Regions from separate parts of the Mus musculus genome. Here region 1 is linked to region 2. The links are chromatin loops, found by intact Hi-C in ENCODE. Cell type or tissue: left cerebral cortex. All regions are shown on one strand. Each heading gives the region's core, and the rest is flanking DNA. Links, peaks and the distances in the headings are about the cores only.

Region 1 (8,948 bases), core at 2,636-6,635, 66 kb before region 2:
ACTTGTGAAGGAAAGGGGTGATGATGAGGGGGAGGGGAAGGGAAACTTGAGATGATGGACAGCTGTACTCCAGCATCCCATCAAATCAGCTGAGGCAGATTTGAAAAAGAATCTCTCACGTCTTCCCATGGCTGGAATGGATTAGGGTTATTAGTGAGGAAGGGGACTGTTGAAGAGCAACGCATGGGTAACCTGAGGGTTGACAGAGCTGGAGAAGGTTCCTCAAACTGTAAAGCCCAGAAGGACCTCAGTAGTCCACAGGCTATGGAGTAGAGCAGGCATCTCAATGGGGGGCTATAGGGGTATGTTCTAGAATACTATAGAGCCCTGACCCCTTGCGGGGGTGACATATCATGTATCCTGAATATTATATATTTACATTATGATTCACAACAGTAGCAAAATTACAGTTATGAAAAGGCAACAAATTAATTTCATGGTTGGGGGCCACCCCAACATGGAAAACTGTGTTACAGGATTGCAGCAGCATTAGGAACGTTGAGAACCAGTGCTCTAGAACATAGTGGGCAGTAAGCACATCTAGATCACTATTTATTATGCTTAAGGAACACACAGGAGGAGGTAACAGGCCAGCTGCAAGATAACTAACAATCCCTAGGCAGACATGGGAGAGGAGAAAGACCATAAGCACTCCAGAATCTACAGACTGTGAGGACACATTGTAACCAGAATCTACAGGCTGTGAGGATGCATTGTACTGTTCTGGTGAGTTTCAAGAAAATGTAGGAGAAGCAAAACTCAGGAGGAATGGAATTTCAGGCACAAAATGGGTTGCCGTAGCAAATTTTAAGTATGATAGTAGATAAACTCTGTGCTGGCTAGCTTTTTGTCAACCTTAGAAAATCTAGAGTCATCTGAAAGGAGGGAACCGCAGCTGAGAAAAGATTGCAGTAAGATGAGGCTGGGAGGCATTTCCTTAGTTAATGACTAATATAATGTGAGAGGGACTGGCCCACTGTGGGTGACGCTATCGCTGCGCAGGTAGTTCGGAGTGCTGTGTGAAGGAGACTGAACAAGCCAATATATAGAGCCCCATCGTCTCTGTTCCAGCTCCTCCCTCTAGCTTTGTGCCTTGAGTTCCCGTCCAGACTTCCTTGGATGACAGACTATAAAATTGTTTAGAAGCAAATGTTTTTCTCTCCAAGTTGGTTTTTGGCTCTATTGTTTCATCAGAACAATAGAAACCTTCGCTGTTTCTGAGAATGTGAACAAGCCCATCTGTGGGCTGAAGAATCCCAGTCTAGCTGGAGTGATAAGGTTCTGAGGTGAGATGGACAGCTGCTTAGGAGAAGGTATAGAAATCCTGCCATCCTGTCATCTGAGGACTCCCACAGCTTGTTCAGGTGATACAGTGAAAGAGACACAGCTGGTACCTATGAGAACCTGATCCTATGAATGTTCATGTATTCCTTAATTGGTGCAGGGCAAAAGAATTGTAGATGCTGCATTAAAACACAAAAGGTCATGGGGCAGATGCTGGCTATCCCTGAGGTTCTCCCTGGATTAGGGAGACCATCTAGAGCAGTGATTCTCAACCTTCCTATTGTTATGAATCATAATGTAAATATATGATATGCAGGATATTTGATATGTGGCTCCTGTGAAAGGGTTCTTTCATTCCCTCCCCCCAAAGGGGTCATGACCCACAGATTGAAAACCACTAATTTAAAGTGTCCTTGCTACCTGGAGCAATGTGGAATGTGGAAGTTACCTCTGCCACCCCTCTGGCATCTGTCCCCACATCCAGATGTTTATTTGGGAACACACTATGTGCAACTATTCAGGGAAGACTATCCTAGTAGTTAATTCCTTTGATCTTCCCCCCAGCTCTGAATAGCTGCTAATGTTCCTCACAGCTTTTGTCTCTGCACTGATACATAGGCCTGGTGTTCAGGAGCTGTGTGGCTGGGTTCCATGACTTGACCAGAAAACCAAGGCTTGAGTCAAAGGCATCACATTCCTTTCTTAGCACTGATGTCTCTGTGAAGGTGTCATGAGGCTAGATTAAAAGATAGCCATACAGGTTCTTACTCTGAAGAAGTAGTGTACCATCCAGAGAGGAGAAAGATATACAAGTGACACATTGCTGATCACCATTGTCATCATCATAATGTATTCTTATCCAAATTTTACACATAGAAAACTGAAGCCCAGAGAGATTAAGTCATTGTCTCTGTGTCATGGGCTATAAATTAGAAAGCCAATGTCCAGGGGCCATTGGAAGTATACTGCACTGTGGCCTACAGTTGGTAATATGACTTCACCATACTCAATGCTGTCCAGCCTTGTGTCAGTGGTTCTCAGATAGAGTTAATTGATCCTTTTGAGGACATTTCCAGACAATGTCTCATGACATATTTGAATGCCCTGACTGTGGAAGAGGTGCTATTGGAATTTAGTTTGATTGAGAGGTTTGTTTGCTCTATAGGTCACAGAGTACAGGACATTTACTAAAACCAATCCCCAATGTCAAGAGCATTGATCTGGACAAAGGCCCTCTTCTTGTGAATGCTTGTGAATGCCCCTTAAAGCACCCTGTCTTATCAACCTCACATGATGTGGAGTTTCTCTGTGCCTAGCCTAGATGTGGTCATGTAGTGGGGATGTACAAACATTTGTATAATAAAGAGATATGAAAATGGAAAAAGACACGAAATACGCCTACAGTTGTTTGTGTCATGTAATACTGGCCATAATGGATTCGTTCAGATAGAATTGATTTTTAAATCAACCTGCAAAAATAAGCCAGTAATCCGTGTTCCCAGGCTCATGTAGTGAGGGAATGGCAGTGGGCATAAGCACGAGCCCGAGCAGATAGAAAAGATGCATGTAGGCACCTGATGGTGAAGGAGGCTCAGACCTCAGGGCCTCCGTGCAGCAGACAATGGGGCACATTCTGCTTTTCCCATTGGGATTTCACTTCAGTTAACACAGAGAATATAGTGCTGATTTAGGAATAGGTCCCTTCCCACTAGTCTGTATTGCTGTTCCAGGCTGTCTCCTACTTATCATGGATGTTCAAAACTCGAACTAGAGCAAACAGACAACACGCACCAACCAAAGACAAATTAACTCAAGTCCCAGATACATTGTGATGCTATCTATTGTTCAATTATAGTAATGATTTCATCTACATTCGTAGTACCATTATCCCTTCTTTCTCTGTGTGGTTGCTGACTTCTCCTGTAGCTGCTCACTCTGTACTAACGTTGGTGTTTTTCTTTGTCACTTCATCTTCTCTGGGAGAAACAGACAAGATGTTAAATTATGTATTTTTTTAAAAAAGTGCTAACTCGCAGAACGCCTCAGAGACCCATGTCAATATTAAGGTAGGCAACTGAGTTTTGGTAAGTAAAAGCATTTGGTGAAGCAGCCAACATAGGCATCTGCTGGAGATTTGGACTTTGAAGACAGGGCAGCAAGGGCTGTATAAAAGACACATTTTATTTTACAAATAATAAGTACATAATAACCAGATATTTCAGAGGGGAGTCCACAAAATCCAACCCTCTGTGAAATACAAAATGGCTTCGTTCTGGCATCTCAATGTAAGATGCTTTCTGTTACATCCTTGATGGCTCCTTAAAGACATGGGGCCACTCAGAGATGAGGACCACAGATGAGTGGAGCTCATTTTCTTTCTTCTGTCTGGAATCAATTTTCATGTCTAAATCTAGAGGAATGACAGGTGGCATATGACAGCTCCTCTGGTTTTCTCTCCCTAACGAGGCAGAATAACACCTAAGGAGGAAACAGGACTCTGTGAAAGAGCCCTAAGCCATCACCCAACCACTAATAGCTGTTGTTACAGGTAAACGGGAACACTCACTCCTAGGCACGCCATGGTATGCATGAAGGCTCAGTACAATCTGGTTTAGAAAGCAAAACTCTGCTAGGATAAAATTAGATATGTAATATGTAAGAGAGAAAAGGAGTGAAGAATAATTATTTAAAAGAGGTTATGCCCTTTGGTCTTAATATATATAAAATAATGATCATGTTATAATGATTTATACTTATATAGTGCTCACTAGTTCATAACTTATTTAATCCCCTAATATCCCATGTAGTTGCAACTAATATCTATATTTACAGATGGGGAAACTGCAGTTGAGAGACACAGCTGGGTAACACTGCTCTTGTGATCATTTTATGACAGACCATTGTGCCAAGAAGTTGCTCCTATTTCCAAATCTGGAATCTTCATCTCGCCCACCTACAATCTGCCCCACAAAAGTGGAAACTTCACGAGTAAGGAGCAAACACTCTGCTTCACATAAAAGCTAAGGTTCTTTTGACACCTTGGGAAAACTGAGCCAGAGATACACTGAGGGCTCTCATAAGCAGACAACTGAGTTGGAGGGAGGAATTCAGTCACTAGGCTACCCTGCCCTGCTGTGCAGTGGCACTCACGATTCGCTGTGAGAATCAGCTGGTGGCCTGTGTGTATTTGTGTGTTGTGTGTTGTGTATGTGTACTCAGTATTTGCATCTGTGATATGTATTCTTGGTTTACATCTAGAATTATGTAAATTCCCAGATGGAAGTCACATGCCTTTAATTTGTGTCTTGACAGGGGAAGGCAAAACTTTGATCTGAGCCAAACCTTCTACCAGAAGTCTACATAAGGATACAGAGGACAGAAGCTTTGGCTCTTTGCCTAATTGCCCTCTCTTTGTTATTAAGTCTGTTCCTTCAATGGCATCAGAGCCTACTTCTTCCGGATTCTGGTCTATACTCAAGACCAGCTAAGATATCCAGCCTTGTGGAGTGAACACCTACTACCTATTCTTGGACTCTCCGTCCACAGTTGGCTATTGTTGGATTAGGAGGAAGTCATTCTAATAACCCCCCTTTCTATATAAACAGAGAGTCATTTGGTAAGTTCTGTTACTGTAGAGAACCCTGACTAAGCCAGCATGTGTGCACAGATATATGCATGTACTTATTCATGTGGATGGGATGGACGTGCATAGAAGCCAGAGGATGATGTCAAGATATCCCTTTATCTCTCTAGCTTAGATGTTGGACAAGATCTCCCATTTAAAGCTAGATCTCCCTGTCTTAGTCTAGACAACCAGCTTGTGCTTGGGCTTCCCTGTCTCTGGCTTCCAAGGCTGCCATTACAGGAAGCCTGCTGTATCCACCTAACTTTTATGTGGGTCCCAAGGAGAGGAATTTTAGCTCTCAAGATTTTCTAGAAACAATTTTACCTGCTGTGTCACATGCCAGACTCTCCGTCTTACTTTCTTGGAACAGGGTCTCTTCCTGAACTTGGAGCTTTTTAAAAGCCCCCACGATCCACCTGTCTCAGTCTCCCGGTCCTGGGCTTTCAGATGTGTTCAACCATGCCCAGCTTTTACTTGGGTTCTTGCAATCCTCTTAAGTCTTTCTGGTTGTATGACAAGTACTTTACCTACTGAGCTATCTCCCCAGCTCTGGCTTGAGGTTTTCATCTTGAATGGAAATAAGAGAGATACCAGTATCACCATGCTCTATAGCAGTTTCTTTCTTTCTTACCTATTCAAGTTGGAATCACTTTGATAAACATGCTTGTATTTTTATATGAATGGATACACTTGAAATTATATGCTTTTTCTTGGTATCAAATCACGGATCAATATTAGGACTTTGTAACTTATACAAACAGACATAGATATTGGACAGCTCAGCTCAACACTCTTTCAAACTTAGATTGGTTTTTATTATGATTAAAATAGGAAAGCAACTAAATTTAACACCTTTGGTTGCTAATCAAACAAAAGCTGATAAGGCAGTATAGGCTTGTAATCCCACATTAAGTGCTGAGTTCAAAGCTAGACTGGGTCATGTGAGGAGACTTTGGCTCAAAAACAAAACAAGGGAGCTAGTGAGGTGGCCCAGCAGGTAAAGGGTCTTGCTGTCAAGCTCACCTGAACTCAGAACTGGGGAGCCACATGTTGGAAAGAGAAATCTGACTCTCCAAGTTGTCCTCTAACTTCCCCATGTCCTCTGTATATGTCCTTTACTCTCTCCAGAACAATGGTAAATAAATGTGATTAAAAATTAAACAAAACTAAATGAACAAGATAGCTTCTAAATGGAGTAATTTCTAGTACCTTGGTACTTTTAGTTGCTACTATATAGAACAAATTCATCCAAGGTGGCACTATGGGCCCCCTAAAATAGCAGAGGATGGCAAAAATTGAAGTGCATGGAAAGTTTGTAATTTCATCAAGGCTACATGCTTAAAGGTGAGACTAGAACTTGAATCTGATCCTTAAGATCCCATTCTCATTCTCTTGGCATTGCAGAAGACACTGTCTTTGAAATCAGCTAAAGCTGAGATCAAACACCCTCCCGCTCTGCCCAATGACATGGATTTCTGGCAAGAGACTTCTTTTCTACTGGCATTTCCCACTTTATCAATTAATGAAGGATAGGCTCTGCTGCCTTGAAATAATTTCATTGGAGATGCAAATTACATGATTAAGAATGAAGCCAGGAGATGCTGAAGAATCATTTGACAAAATTCAGCATCCCTTCATGTTAAAAGTCTTGGAAAGATCAGGAATTCAAGGCCCATACCTAAACATAGTGAAAGCAATATACAGCACACCAGTAGCCAACATCAAAACTAAGTGGAGAAAAACTTGGAGAAATCCCACTAAAATCAGGGACTAGACAAGACTGCCCACTCTCTCCCTATCTATTCAATATAATACTTGAATTTCGAGCTAGAACAATTGGACAACAAAAGGAGGTCAAAGGGATACAAATTGGGACAGAAAAAAAATCAAACTACCACTATTTTCCGATTACATTATTGTATACCTAAGTGACCCCAAAAATTCCACCAGAGAACTCCTATAGCTGTTAAACAACTTCAGCAAAGTCTCTGGATATAAAATTATCACAAACAAGTCAGTAGCCTTCCTATACTGAAAGGATAAACAGGCTGAGAAAGAAATTAGGGAAATGACACCCTTTACAATATTCACAAACAATATAAAATATCTTGGTGTGACTCTAACCAAGCAAGTGAAAGATCTGTATGACAAGAACTTCAAGTCTCTTAAGAAAGAAATTGAAGAAGATCTCAGAAGTTGAAAGACTCTCCCATGCTCATGGATTGGCAGGATTAATATAGTAAAAATGACCATCTTGCCTAAAGCAATCTATAGTTTCAATGTAATCCCCATCAGAATTCCAACTCAGTTCTTCATGCAGTTTGAAAGAGTAATTCTCAAATTTATTGGGAATAACAAAAAACAAAAACAAAACAACCAGGATAGTGAAAACTTATATCAAGAATAAAAGGACTTCTGGGGGAATCACCATCCCTGATCTCAAGCTGTACTACAGAGTAACAGTGATAAAAAACAAACAAACAAACAAACAAACAAAAACACTGCATGGTATAGGTACAGTGACAGGCAGGTAGATCAATGGAATACAATTGAGGACGCAGAAATGATCCCACGCATGTATGGTCACTTGATCTTTAACAAAGGAGCTAAAACCATCCAGTGGAAAAGGACAGCATTTTCAAAAAATGGTGCTGGTTCAACTGGCAGTGAACATGAAGAAAAAAGCAAATTGATCCATTCTTATCTTCCTGTACAAAGCTCAAGTCCAAATGGATCAAGGACCTCCACATAAAACTAGATACACTGAATCTAATAGAAGAGAAAGGGCCGGAGGAAGGAAAGAGCCTTGAATACATGGGCACAGAGGAAAATTTCCTGAACAGAAATGGCTTATGGTCTAAGGTCAAGAATTGACAAATGGGACCTCATAAAATTGCAAAGCTTCTGTAAGGGAAAGGACACTGTTAATAGGACAAAATGGCCACGAACAGGTTGGGAAAAGATCTTTACCAATCCCAAATCCAATAGAGGGCTAATATCCAATATATACAAAGAACTCAAGAAGTTAGGCTCCAGAGAACCAAATAACCCTATTTAAAAATGATAAACACAGCTGAACAGAGAATTCTCAACTGTGAAAACTGGAACGGCTGAAAAGCACCTAAAGAAATGTTTAACATCCTTAGTCATCAGGAAATGCAAATCAAAACAACCATGAGATTCCACCTCACACCAGTCAGAATGGCTAAGTTCAAAAACTCAGGTGACAGTAGATGCTGGCTAGGATGTGGAGAAAGAAGAATATTCCTCCATTGCTGGTGGGATTGCAAGCTGGTACAAACACTCTGGAAATCAGTTTGGCAGTTCCTCAGAAAACTGTACATATTACTACCTGAGGATCCAGCTATACTATTCCTGGGCATATACCCAGAAGATGCTCCAACATGTAATAAGGACACATGCTCCACTATGCTCATAGCAGCCTTATTTATAATATCTAGAAGCTGGAAACAACCCGGATGTTCCTCAACTGAGGAATAGATACAGAAATGTTGTACATTTACACAATGGAATACTACTCAGCTATTAAAAACAATGACTTCATGAAATTTGCAGGCAAATGGATGAAACTTGAAAATATCATCCTGAGTAAGGTAACTCAGTCACAAAAGAACACACGGTATACACTCACTGATAAGTGGATATTAGCCATCCCTTATACACTCAACAAACCTGGATGCTATTTTGGATGCCCAGAAGTGCTTGCTGATAGGAGCCTTATATGGCTGTCTCTTGAGAGGTTCTGCCAGAGCCTGACAAATACAGAGGTGGATGCACCCAGCCAAACATTGGACTGAGCGCAGCATCCCCGATGGAAGAGTTGGAGAAGGGACCGAAGGAGCTGAAGGGATTTGCATCCTCATGGAGTGAGCAAAAATGTCAACTGGCCAGACCCCCTGGTTCCAGGGGACTGGACCACCAAGCAAAGAGTACACATGGAGGGACCCATGGCTCTGGCTGCATGTGTGGCAGAGGATGGTCTTGTTGGACATCAGTGGGAGCAGAGGCCCTTGGGCCC
Region 2 (8,948 bases), core at 2,577-6,576:
ATGAGTTAACATGTTTATATGAAAATGTAATCATTAAAGAATAAGAAGCTAGGGATTTGTGAAGTTGTTCAGGGGGGTCACAGGAGAAATGAAGGGAGGGGGAAATGATGTAAATATAGGGCTCATTTTTAAAATCCTCAAAAATGGCAAAAAAATCAAGATGAACAACCAAAAGGCCAGAGACTGAAAAGATAATTACAAATGACCTTGTTGTTTGGGCAGAAAATGCTATGAAATTTATGAGCTACTGAGAATGATGACTGAAATTAGCTAGGCTATCAAAGACTAATACATAAAGATCAATTACATATTTGTTCATATTATAGCATCAAGTGCTAGGAAAATTAAAACAATCCATATTTTGGGATGCAAAATATGTCAAGGAGGTGTAAGAAAAGATTTTTGCAAGATCCTACAATGAAACTAAGACATATTTATGGGCAGAAATTAAATAAGGTACTAAGATATGGTTTGGTGCAATTGTATTAAACTCTCAATTCTCTTAACAATACAGGATGCTTTCTGAGGAAGCAATTATATAATGACAATCTTGTTTGGAAATTCACACTGATATAAATACACAGTGTATCCAAGTCAGTCTTGAAAATGATAAATAAAATTGTACGCACTACCTCTAAGGCTACAATGATCTAAAGCAACAGTTCTCCACTTGTGGGTCATGACCCATATCCTGCATATCAGATATTTACATTATGATTCATAACAAAACAAACTCCAGCTATGGAGAAATAACAGAATCAGTTTAAGGTTGGGGTCACCACAACCTGAGGAACTGCATTAGGAAGGTTGGGAACGACTATTCTGGAGGGTATTGCTTGGGCCTAGGAATGAAGAGATGGGTCAAAGGCCTGGAGAGAGATCCTAGAGTTAGAGATGTCCTAATGTGAGGATCAATTTTTTGAAAAGCATGAAATTAATCCAATGGCAAAAGGAGCTATTATATCCTAGTAAATGGACCGAGAGGGTAAAAATGAAATTGGAATGTATTTAAAAACATTCATGAAGCTTCATGGATTACATGTAGAACAAAGGTATAAAGTTTTAGTAAACCCAGAGTGTTTTCATGAATTGGAATAGGCAGACAGTTTGTACACAGTCCATTAAAAGAGGTAACCATGGAAGGAAAATGACAACTTTGAATTCATAAAAATGAAAGCTTATTGCTCATTGGGAAGATCCTGTAAATAAGATGAATAATAAGCCCCGAGAGCAATTACAATCTACAATACACACATCTGACAAAGGGTCAGGACCAAAACACAGAAAATTCTCTACTCTTGAGTATTTACCTGGGACAAAGGAAAACAGTCACAAAGGACTTCCACAGGCTGTTTTCATGGTCACTCGGTGCTGAGACTGCCCAGCTAACCTTCAGTAGGAGAACAGATAAACAAACTTCAGTAGATTCACTGAATTGATTATTCATGAATAAAATGCTTTCAACAACATGGCTGAATCTCAAAACCATTTTGCTCCGTAAATGAAGCCTTATGTAGCCAAGAACATAGTGTATGATTGCATTTATATGAAATTCATAAACAGAAGAAATATACAGAGCAGAAGAGGTTAGAATAACGCTGCTGCTTGGAAGGGGAGTGATAGCAATGTTTCACATTTGGATGGATGTTTGGGCTGCCCAGGTGCGTGCAATTGTCAATATTCAGTGAATGTATACTTAATAATCATGCATTTCATTGCACAGAAATTGTGCATTAACAACTGTAAACAAATATTGAACTCTAGTTAGTGATGTGTATCCTGAATTATTTAGGAAGAAATGTGTTCATGTCTGCAATTAACTTTGAAATGCACTGAAAAGCAGATGGAAGAGTAGATATATAGATAAGCTATAAGTCACCAAGTCAATATTAATGGAAGAGTCTAGGAAGTGGATATACTTACTCGGGGATCATCATAACATTTTTTTTTCAACTCTGGTGTATTCTTAAAAGTTTCCATTAAAATATTTGGTGAGAGAAAATCCTGTCTCTGTTTTTATCCTATCTACTGAAAATTCCAAGCAAGGGAATTCATTGAAGATCACAAACATTTAGAAAATAAACTGAATGCCGTCGATCATTCCAGCTGGTTTACTTTCCGTTTAAACACAATTCTGGAAACTATTCTGCTCCATTCCATGCTCATTCAATCCCAACATATCGGGTCTGGGGATCCTGTCCTGGGCTACCTTTCCTCACCCCCACTTCCTACTTACTTCCTTTGTTGTCTCTATCCCCTGTCACTTCTTGAAAATATATTTTTTCCCCTCAAAGCTTTGTTATTAAATCTCTTTATTTGCTCCAATAGTATTTCTCAAAATTGTCTTAGGACAACTTATTTCACAGCCATATTGGTTGCTTTTAAAAGTTCAGACTCACCGACCTACAAGGAAATTCCCCAATAAGTATCTCTGAGTACCAAGCCATGGAACCTAGATAGGTAACCATAGGAACCTTCCTCCATCTTAATACAGTTACACCCTACACTTCTGGCACGTGCTATTTACAGGGTTTCTCTGTATAGCCCTGGCTCTCCTGGAACTCACTCTGTAGACCAGGCTGTCCTCGAACTCAGAAATCGACCTGCCTCTGCCTCCTAAGTGCTGGGATTAAAGGCATGTGCCACCCCTGCCCGGCTTTATTTTGTTTTTACTCATTAGAGTCACCTCCTCTCATGGTGATACAGTGCCATTCAGTACCCTCCCAGCTTCTGCCTGCTGACTTCTCTGCCCAGATCTACTTCCATACTGCAAGGTATACAAGGTATTACCTGGTCTTTCCCTCCTTTAATTCTTTCAGAGAACCCTGACCAGTTCTCTTGCAGAGAACCCTGACTAGTTCTCTTACAGCAATAACCTTATGTGTTCAGGATTCGTTCCCTAATGAAGAAGGTTAGTTAAGCTGCTCACATTGGTGAGAATCTTTAGCTAACAAGAACGGAGTTGTTTGTTACTATTCAACAATGTTGTGAGGTTCTGCAGAAAAGTAACTCTGCTATTATACATCTAAAGCATCCTAACTTGCCACTCCCATTTCTATAACAGAGATTATTTGTAGTTAGGGTTATTCTGAAACTGAAAACTCTCCTATAAACAAAATTACTGCTGAGTCATTTAGCTGCCAGGCTAGTGAAGACAAGAACAGTATGTGTTTCTGATCATTATTCTGTACCCCCACCCCCCATCCCCCCACACACTGCAATCCCCACTCTGTGCTCCTTCTGTGCCTGAGAAGCAACACATTCTCTGTAGGTGCTATTTATAATCTTCCCATTTAATGTATCAAAATGAATCATTCTACCTAGAGCCCAAGGTTTTGTAAGAATTTCTTAGATTGTTATATGACGTTTTAGGCATAGTGTGATCTGCATAAATATTAATTTCTGTCTCAGTATAGTCAGAGGGAAGTAGGAGCTTGGCATATTTCACAGTAAACAAACCTGGGATGTGTGGTTATGGAAGGTCAGGTGGGAGTCATGTAGGTACAGTTCATTTCAAAGGGTTGAGGAATAAAGGCAATTAGGAAAGGTTGAGGGTCTTGTATTGAGAATTATTGGTTTCTTTAACTTTTTTTTCTTTTGCATCACTCTTAGCAACTACTAGGCCAGTATCTTGCCTAGAAAAGTCTTTTTGAATAGTGAATATGGTTCAAAAGAAATTACTCTGCTATTGCTCACCCACCTCAGGCTAACCCCATGTCCCTTTGCAATGATTTCTCTCTTGGAATCAATGGCCAGTGTACATCCACAATAAGGTAGCCAGGAAAAGGATGATGGGAAAATACTTGTACTGACTTCTCAGTTTCCAATGACTGAGAACTTGGGGGCTCTCAATGAGGATCTGTAAGATACCCAGCTCAGCAGGGTAGCACAAATTTGTAATGGAGGACATTGAGAAGCAGAGCCAAAGAACATTGAGAAGAGAACATTGCCGTACGTTCAAGGCCAGCTTGGTCTATCTAGTGAGATCTAGGCCAGCCAGGTGTACATAACTAGACTATGTCTCTAAAAGCAAGTAAGGAAGAGAAAAAAATCATGGTGCTTAAAAGATACCTAGCAGACATATCCACTTTGTGGCCTTCAGGCATGAGCCTCAAGGATAGCTAAAGATGCTGTCCAACTAAACAATCATAAACTTTCTTAAAACATTGATGCTTTATCATTATTTTTTTGTAACTTGGTTGCACGGTTCTTGGGTGTGAATTTTGTATAGTAAAGTTGCGTGATCAAATCAAAAGGTTACACATCAAACTTTTGGATAACTCCCAGATTTAATAAGCAATTTCTGAAAAACACCACCAGTCTACAGTTAACAACTTTAGAGTCTTAACTACAGTCTTCATAGGCATGGAAGGAAAACAGGGTCAACCTTATGTTCACTAACATGCTTAGTCATCAGTTAAATTCAAGTTCATATGTGTTTACTAAGCACTGGGCCGAGCATCCAAATAAAGAATATAAGAAGTAATGGCTATTAACTGACTGGTAGAGCAGCCTATACAGAGCTAATCATGCAACTAAACAGACCGACAGGTTTAGCAAAAGCGATGCTGGTAACATTCATTTCAGGATGTCTTTGAGAGGGATTAAACATAGATGTTGTAGCCACTATAATACCATGCAAACAATGTCAATAATGACCTTATTTCATAGTTGGGATTTAAACAGAGTCATCTACCAACCTGACAGGTAACATTGCTAAAATGTGTGTAGTCAGAAAATCCACTCAACTACTTTCTATGTGATATCAGAAATGCTGGATGGGCACACCACGGGGAAGTAAGAAACTCCAGTGGGAAGAAGCCAGGTAAAAGCGCCACAGGGGAAGCAGAACATAAGCAAAGACTGGGGCATGTATTAACTAAACTTCAAACCTCCAGTTGTACAGGGGAAGGGTGCACTTTGTGGCAGGAACTGCTCGAACAAAGACCAAGTCAGAGAAAAGCTTGCGCATGCGTGTTCAACCCACGAGCTCAGAGAGTACACAGTTAATCATCGTCATCAATTTGCAATGTAAAGAAGAATCAGCTCCGGAGAATCTGCCATGACTAGTGTATTAGGTAACAGAGAGGAGCCATCTGCTCTGAAGGAGATCAGAGAACTCAGTAATAGAAGCGAGGGAGCACTCCCAAAAGCATCCTTGCTTTCCCGAGGGGAAAAGAACCGTTAGAATCTTGACTCTCTTGTTGGAACACATTAAATTTGTAGATGTGGCATGGCATTGCTTTTTTCAAATAGCTTCATACATTCACCCACTGATTAAATAGCAAATGAAGTAATGCAGGAATTCATAAATAAACAAAATAAAAAATACAATAAAGTGAGTTGGCAGATACCCATATGAGTGGGCAAAACTGCAGTGATAAGTTAATATGCAAAGCTCATAGCAAATAGCTGGGTTTTGTTGTTGTTGTTGTTGTCGGATTTTTTTTGTACACCAGGGCTTCCTACAACCATTATATGCCAATATCCACTGTGAATCTTCAGAGTGGGAGCAAGGTATGCAGGGCTTCCTAGCATATTTGTCCCTAGTACCCCTGTTTTATAGACTGTAGTTTATGAAATGCTAAGTAGATACTCTTCAGGATCGCCAGGGGCCTATGTTTGGGGGCAGAACTGAAATGAAAGTGAAGGTAATATTTAGTGAGCGATTCCTTTGTGTCAAGTAATAGAGCTTGTACATCTGCACGAAAATCATTAATTCTCATCCAAGTGCGCTAACGTAGATGTCATTAGCCCCAGTTTGCAGAAGTGCGTACTTGGGGCCTTGGTAATTAATCAGCACAAGGGCACATAAACAGCAAGCTGAAAGTGCAGACAAGGAATGAGGCTTTTCTGTGTGAGGTCTTTTCTCTTTGTAGGGCATTACCCTTAGTACTGGGTGATTTCTCTAAAAAGGAATGCCATGTTCAGCAGGTTAAAGACCAGGGTCATGTGCTATGACCCTGAATCTACCCCAAATGCCTTTGCTGTCATAGAGAAGTGTCATTTGATTTGCTTAAGGGTCATAGAAAATTAATAATTGTTTACTCACTTCCTGTGGGAACCATTTTCAGAACAAAAGACATTTATTATTTTTTATTCTATCAATTCTATCTTATTTATTTGTGTGTATGTGGTATGTGCATGTTTAGGCATCTGCATGAATGAGCAAATGTGGTCAGAGGTTGGGATCTGGTATCTTTATCCATTGTTCTTCTCCTTGTTTGTTAAAGATCTATCTCTATCAACCTATTAATCTATCTATCTCTATCTATCTATCTATCTATCTATGTATGCATGTATGTGCATATACACACATTCAGGTGTTCATGGAGGCCAGAAAAGAGCAGTAGAATCTCTGGTGGTGGAATCACAGGCTAATGTGAGTTCCCTAATGTGAGTACTGTGCACTAAACTTCATTCCCCTGAAAAAGCAGCAAATTCTCTTCATTGTGAAGCCATGTCTCCAGTTCCTCTTCATCTAGTTTTGCTTTGAGGTCAAGTCTCTCATTAAACTCTTAGATCAGCCATTTGGCTAGAATCCTTGGCCACACAAGCTCCTGAAATCCTCCTGTCCCTGACTCCCATTGCTGGGGTTACCAGTGTATGTAACCATGTTCATATCCTTTCAATGGATATGGGCCTAACCTCAGATTCTTGCACTTTCATAAGAAGCTTGTTAGTCAGTGAGCACTCTATCTAACCACATGCCTTTATTATTCTTATCCCGTCATGTGTGTGAGAAATGCACTTAGCTGTACTCAAGGTCAATCAAGTAAATTCAAATATAAAAACCCCTCTAGTCTAATCCAATGTAACTCAGTTAAATCCAGTATTATCTCGTGTCTCTTTTGAATCCATGCTAATCTGGAGGCTGACATAAAGGAAAGAATTTACCACTCTTGTCTCTCAGGCTCTGACTAGTAGTGTATGATACTTAGTAGACCCCACTGTTGTTGAAAGAATGAGAAATACATGTAGGAGTAACTTTATATGTGCTTCGCTGAAGTAAAACCAAACCAAATAGAAATCTGGATTCCATTTCTGGAGCTACCACTCACGGTTGGTGTGACTTTGGGCAAGATGTTTATGTTCCTTGGGCTTCACTTCTTCATCTATAATTTGAAAAACACACCACCTATATCAGAGAGCGGTTGCTTGAGTTCAATGATATCCTGCAAGGAAAGGGCTTACCATGCTGTTTGTCACGCAAACGATGGCTGTTGTAGTTACTGATACCGTAAATAGTACTTCTATGGTTGAATACAAGAGTAGGCGAATGAACAAATGTTTCTATGTTTGTGAAGTGACAGGTATAGTAAATTTGGCAGCCACGGACGTCAGGATTACCGCTCCCTAATTGCTCTGTGGCTCTGGAGAAACACATAATTTCTTTGCACTGTCTTCTCATTGTGAAGTTTTGTCTGCTACTGTTTGCATTTCACAACTCTATCTAGAGGGAAGCTTCGTGCATGCTAAATTTTAAGGTCAGTGCTGGAGGTGTAGAGACTGATGCTGTATTGATGCTAATTCCCTAAACCTAGTACCATGCACTAATACTCCTGATAGAGCCATCGTGGGAAACAGGAGAATGAGGGCACTTATGTAGCTTGGCTATAGATGTTAGAGAAATCTCAAATCACTATTTTGAAAGATATACAAAATATGCTTAATCTTTCCTTTAATGCAAATACTATAGGAAAAAAAACATTTATAAGCCAAAACATCATGGTGGATGTGCACAGGAAATGAAATAGTTAAAGCTATATAATCATGTGATCATCTTTCCTAGATTTTGCCTTTGTGAAAGATAACCAGCTATCTCCAGGGCTTGGTCTGTTTCAGCTCTTTTTCTTTTTTTTCCATTTTAAGTTTTATTTCTGCTTATGTGTACTTCTCTGTGTGAGTGTATTGCATATAGGCATATATAGAGGTCAGAGAAAGGCATCTGATACCTGACCTGAAGTTATGTGGCTTGATGGGTCACTTGAAGTATCTTGGATTCTATGGAAGAGCAACAAGCACTCTTAATTGCTGAGCCATCTCTTTAGTCCTCCTGATAATTTTTTTAAATATAAATCTCCTGTCTTCTTTTACTACCAATATCTTCCCTGACAAAATTAGTGTGAGGGTACTTAACTTTATGGTTTGTTGTGAATATGGGGTATTTTTATTTTCTAAACCTTAGATAGCCAGCCAATACTTTGCAAAGATTTTTTTCTGTTATTAATTTTTTTTTAATTTACTTCCCAAACCCTGCTTCCCCAATATCTTTCTCACAGATTCTCTAGTCCACTCCCTCTCCCTTCTCCTCTAAGAGTGGGGTCCCCCTGACTATCCCCATACCCTGGCACATCAAGTTTCTGCCAGATGAAGCACATCCTCTCCCACTGAGAGTAGACAAGGCAGCTATGAAGACTGAACTGCCTGACTGCTGTGTATGTGCCAGGGGGGCCTCGTTCTAGCCTCTGTATGTCCTTGGGTTGGTAGCTCAGACTCTGAGATCACCTAGAGGTTGAGATTTGTTGATTCTTGGTCTTCCCATGGGGTTCCTATCTACTTCAGACTTTGATCCTCCACCCATCTCTTTCATAAGTGTCCCTGACCTTCATTAAATGTTTGGCTATGGGTATTTGCATCTGTTTCAGTCTGCTGCTGGGTAGAGCCTTTCAGAGGACAATCATGGTAGGTTCCTGATGGTAATTATAACATTGTATCATTAATAATGGCAGGAATTGCTGCTTGTCCATGGTATGGTTTTCAAGTTGGGCCAGTTATTGGTTGGATTTTACTTTGGTATCAGCTTTTTGGGCCATTCTTTTAGACAGGATACATTTTGGGCCAAAAGTTTTGTGGATGGTTTGGTATCATTATCCCTCCTCTGGGGCTTCTGCCTGGCTATAGTCAGTGGCCTCTTCAGGTTCCATGTCCCCACTGGGGTATATTCT

Evidence for each region. Hi-C counts contacts between places; a loop is a spot of excess contacts. Peaks named below come from ENCODE experiments on the same cell type or tissue, not always from the same donor. Only the 100,000 strongest peaks of a DNase experiment are listed, where the experiment ranks them.
Region 1: it touches region 2 in a loop (2.3-fold over the local background); 2 of 42 quality-filtered maps call a loop at or near these places.

What each region holds. Positions count from the first base shown.
Region 1 is chr7:95,762,276-95,771,223 of GRCm38, reverse strand. No RefSeq gene overlaps it. Among named protein-coding and RNA genes, the nearest start is that of Gm39049, 8.7 kb to the left of the region's middle. In left cerebral cortex, for the core only: no CTCF peak of the experiment used is centred there; DNase peaks (open chromatin) are centred at 3,384, 3,768 and 4,254; H3K27ac peaks cover 994 bases.
Region 2 is chr7:95,695,800-95,704,747 of GRCm38, reverse strand. No RefSeq gene overlaps it. Among named protein-coding and RNA genes, the nearest start is that of Gm39049, 75 kb to the left of the region's middle. In left cerebral cortex, for the core only: no CTCF peak of the experiment used is centred there; a DNase peak (open chromatin) is centred at 5,030.